Linked DNA regions of Mus musculus: region 1 is linked to region 2. The links are chromatin loops, found by intact Hi-C in ENCODE. Cell type or tissue: heart. All regions are shown on one strand.

The links. A loop is a pair of places that touch in the nucleus more often than their neighbours do. Peaks named below come from ENCODE experiments on the same cell type or tissue, not always from the same donor. Only the 100,000 strongest peaks of a DNase experiment are listed, where the experiment ranks them.
Region 1: a loop joins it to region 2, with 2.0 times the contacts of the local background. A loop is called at or near these places in 5 of 42 quality-filtered maps.

Annotation. Positions count from the first base shown.
Region 1 is chrX:53,226,135-53,228,634 of GRCm38, forward strand. It overlaps a transcript of Plac1 not described here. Among named protein-coding and RNA genes, the nearest start is that of Fam122b, 42 kb to the right of the region's middle. In heart, no CTCF peak of the experiment used is centred here; no DNase peak of the experiment used is centred here.
Region 2 is chrX:53,117,364-53,119,863 of GRCm38, forward strand. The region is part of intron 1 of Gm35988 (a long non-coding RNA gene); the gene reads left to right. It also overlaps a transcript of Plac1 not described here. Among named protein-coding and RNA genes, the nearest start is that of Plac1, 4.2 kb to the left of the region's middle. In heart, no CTCF peak of the experiment used is centred here; a DNase peak (open chromatin) is centred at 1,468.

The sequences.
Region 1 (2,500 bases), 110 kb after region 2:
AGCTATTGCTGGGAAGGGAAGATGAATGTGAACAGGGCTGGGGAGAATGTTGATCAGACCTCCCTGGGAAACACACTGCTATATTCCAAGTTGCCTGGTCACTGAACTTAGTAAGTTTAAAAAAGACATTATTTTGTTTGGTGACCTATAGTGAAGCTTGCACTCTGGCAAAGAAGAGAAAAATAAATGTCTGGGGGAGGATAGTAGGACTCTCCTTAAGAAAGTCTCTGTTGAGGCTGGAGAGATGGCTCAGCAGGTAAGAGCACCGACTGCTCTTCCTAGAGGTCCTGAGTTCAAATCCCAGCAACCACATGGTGGCTCGAAACTGCCCGTAATGAGATCTGACTCCGTCTTCTGGAGTATCCGACCAGAGTGAGCAAAGGTCCTAAAATGTCAGTTCCCAACAACTACACGAAGGCTCACAACCATCTGTACAGTGTACTCACATACGTAAAATAAATAACCCTTTTTAAAAAAGAAAGTCTCTGCTGGTCATTCAGCTTATTACATTTTAAAGAGACATTATGGGGTCTAAAGAGAACCATAGATGTAGGGAGAGCACTGGCTTCTAGAAACCTACCAGTGGCATTTATAATAACAACAGTGGCATGGGTGTTTTGTGTGATGCAACTTAACTCTTCTTCAAATCACTTCCACATTTTCTACCATAAAACCATAGCACCCTAAGCACAGGGTAGAAACGTACCATAGAATTGTGATCCCTCCTAGCACTCATGAATCAGAGGCCAGCCAGGCCAGCCTTTGGAGAGACAGTGTCTCACAAAGGAAGACTGAGATGGAGGGAAAGAAGAAAGGAGAGAAAGAAGAGAGCTAGAGAAGAAACTAGTCAATGTAATATCTAGTCAGTGCTGCTCTTCCAGAGGACCCAAGTTAAATTCTAGAACCTTTGAAGTGGCTCATAACCACCTGTAATTCCAGTTCCAGAGATCCAGTGTCCTCTTCTGGCCTCATTGGCCACTATATGCATGTAGTGCACAAACAAACATGTGTGGAAGTGGGGGCACTCAAGACACATACAAAATTAATCCTAAAGATACATACTGAGAAGGTTGTATGTATGTACTCCTAGGAAAAAAGAGAGCAAGGAGGGGTATAGAGGAAGGTTTAGAAGGAGGAAAGGGAAGAAATAAAATAAAATTTAAAAATAAGGATTTTTAAAAAGATGTATTTATTTTTATTTTGTGTATGGGTGTGTTGTCTGCATTTATGTCTGCATACCATTTGCACACAGCACCTGCTGAGGCCAAAAAAGCTCATTGGATTCCCAGAATTGAACTTGCAGATGGTTGTGAGCTACTAGGTTGGTGTTGAAAATTGAACCTGGATACTTTGAAAGAGCAGGCAGTGTTCTTAGTCACTGAGCCATCTCTCCAGCCCCTTTCTCTTTTTAAAGATTTATTTTTATTTGTCTGTATATGTGTCTCTGTGTGTAATGTGCACATGAGTGTAGTGTCTGTGGAGTCCTGAAGAGGGCATCAGATCTCTGGAGCTAAAGTTCCAGGAAGTTGGTTATGAACACCCGACTAAGGGAATTTCTGATGGAAAGAAAAATATAAATCAAACAAAACATATGTCAAGCCATAATGATTCCCAAAGCTACACTTTAGAATGAACTCTTGCACACACTAAGTGAGGCTCAAATTAAATGAAAATATTAAAAGTCCACAGATATGTTAAAACTAAACAGTTGTTAAAATGCAATATGGAATCTCATGCTCTTTAAATCTATTCCCTAAGGAGCAAATTGACTTCAGAGATTTCATATTCAAAAAGTTCTTTTTTGTGTGCGAACTTGCTGGTCTACCCTGTCCAGTTTTTTTATAGGAAGAATACTCCAATGAGATATGGACAGATGGGAAGTGGCCTCTGAACAACCTAAACAGTTTTGTTTTTTAGATGAAAGAGCTTTATTCTTTATACATTAGGAACATGCTGGGTTTTACTCTTAGCAATTTTAACTTCATATTTGAAAACTTCATTTACTTGTGGCCCCTGTAGCTACTAAGGCAGCTTGACTTTTTTTTTTCTTCTTCTTCTTCTTTTTTTTTTTGTTGTGTGTGTTATCAGGGCTTAAATGGAGAAACCTTGATATTTTATAGCAGATTGCATTTTTTTCTCCTTTCAAATTATTGTCTTGTTATTTTGTGTGTGTACACATGCTTATGTGTGTGTTAGTGATTTTTCTATTAGTGTGATCAATACGACATACAGAAGAAAGAATTTATCAGGCTTCCAACTTCAGAGGGTTAAATCTATGACCATCATAGTGGGGAGTGTGACAGAGGATAGGCAGGCATGGTGCTGGAGCGGTACTGAGAGCTACACTCTGATTCATAAACATTAGGCATAGAGAGTGCTAGCTGAGAATGGCCTAGGTTTTTGAAATCTTTAAGTCCACCCCCTAGTGACACAACAAGGACACATCCCCTAATCCTTCCTAAACAGTTCCACGTACTAGGGATCAAACATTCAAATATAT
Region 2 (2,500 bases):
TGTGTACCATATGTATGCTGTGCCCTCAAAAGCCAGAGGAGCATATTGGATCCTCTGGAACTGGAGTTAGGCACCATATGGGTACTGGGAATTGAACTCAGGTCCTCTGGAAGAACAGTCAGTGCTCTTACTCTCTGAGTCATCTCTCCAGGCCTCTTAGGCTTGGGTTTGGTTTGGTTTGGTTTTCACAGCAGGACAGCTTACCTAATGGATCACACCCAACCACACAAATGATTGGGGAAAGCCACCTCCATTTAAAGGCAGGACAGAAAAAATTGGCCTGATGACTGTGATCGAAAGCTTACTTGATGAAAGCTGAGGAGAGCCGTCTTCCTTTTTAATTTTGAGCATGCAGATGTCATTGAAATACTTTCAAGCCAAAGGCTCATAAAATATTACTTTAAAATAAAATTGATAGCAGTATAATTTTTCACTAATCCCAATATAGAAGGCAATATGGAAAAGCTAAAAGACAGATCCGGGGCTTTGTTTAAGTTAAAGCCTTCCAAGAACTGGCCTGAAGGCACAGTAGCTTAATGGCTGTTTTCAAAGAAAACTAGCAGATCATTCACTCTCTAGTGTCAACCCGAATGTATTTTCCAGTCTCTTCCTTCTAAGTGCCAAACAAAAGTGCCAGAGTACAAAACTAAAAGGTACCCAATTGAAGAGCCTGCCTGATATGCCTGCTCAGTGAGCTGATACATGCAGAAAACCTTATTAAGTGCCATAGCACTCAGCCAAAATGATAGGAGGACTTGAATGTATCATTTAAACAGCCATGCTGTATTTTGGGGCTGAGTCTATCACTGCCTACCAACTTTCCCATGTTGAAAGAAAGTCAACCACATATCCTCTTAGAAGGAAATGAACTTCCTCTTTGCTTTATAGGATGGTTGAAGTCTGACTACCTTTCATAACCAGCCAGCCTTTTAATTCATCTGGGGTTGCAGCTAAGTTCCCAAACCATGGGAGCAGTCTAGTTTAGGAGACAAGACCAAGGTGAGAGAAAGATAGAGGTATTTGTGGGTGGGGGTATGATACACTGGATTGCCTTGGAAGAATTTTCTAGGTAGTCAGTACTTCTAAGCTCAAAAAAAAAAAAAATCTGCTTTTGTAGTGTTAGGGGATGACATTTCACTGCAAAAATAAATGATTTGCTCATTACCATTTCATGGTTGCTGGCAACCACCCTCCTCTGCTTTCTAACAATTTCCATTTTAGGCACTGACAAACCCTTCAAAGCGATTCAGCCAAATATCCACCCAAGGTTGCATATTTGGCAGTTTCACAGGGAGAAATCTGGGGCCTCTGGGTGAAAAAAAATTGCCAAGAGGGCTCCCTCCTTTGTTAATTGTTAACAAACAGATTGCCATGAACAGTCACAGGGGCTCCATGGGCAGCTACGTGGGAAAGAAAGGAAAAAACAAAAACAAAAACGGAAGTTGTTGGCAGCGGCTGCTTCCTTGGCTCCTGTTCTTGCTCTTGGTCTCCACTGTTGCCTGTATTTTTCCCGAAGTTGGGTGCTGCCTCAACTGATAACTTAAGCAATGCAGGGCCGGCTCTCAGCAGGCAAGCATCCCTCGCAAATACAATGCTATGAGTGGGAGTAGGAATCACAGAGGAACAAGAGTCTCTGAGGCTGTAGGCTTTCTGAGTTTGTTGGAAGCTAATCTTAGCCAACTGGCTGAAGCTACAAGCAGGCGTTCACCATGAATCCTCTCTGGGAAACAGCCAAGTTGACTTCTGGAACCGACTTGGGACCGTGGCCTCTGAGGAACCACAAAGCCCAGAACACTTTGGTTTGCCAGTAAAAAGGTAGAACCTCCTTCCTGCTTGACCTGTAGCTTCAACAGCCATGCTCCCAGACAGTTCACATCCATATTCTCCTTAGTCTTAGATGCTGGAATGAACAATCCCCTTCTTGTCATCCAAAATTCATCTATCCTGAGCCTCCAGCTCAGGCCCTACCTATTAATGTTCTTTCTGCAAGACCTATCCTTCCTTCCTTCCATCTATCTTTCCTTTCTTCCCTCCTTCCTTTCATTCATTCTTTCTTTCTCTTTCTCCTCCTTGTCCTTCCTTCTTCCTCCTCCTCCTCCTCCTCCTCCTCCTCCTCCTCTTCCTCTTCCTCTTCCTCTTCCTCTTCCTCTTCTTCTTCTTCTTCTTTCTCCTCCTCCTCCTCCTTTTTGTTTAACTCATAGGCCTCTCTGCCTTTAGTAATTAAAGCCAGCTGTCCACATCCATGGGTTCTGCATCTATGGCTTCAGACAACTGAAGATTGCAAGTGTTTTCTAAAAAGTTGCATCTGTGCTGAACATGTCCAGCCACCCCACCCCTGCTCCTCACTGCCTAAATAATATAATACAACAACTATTCATATGCAATTTACAGTGAATTAGGCATCATAAATAATCTGGAGATTATGTAAAGTACCCAGATGATGTGAAGGTTATATACAATAACTATAACATTTTATACAAGAGATTTCAACATGTAATCA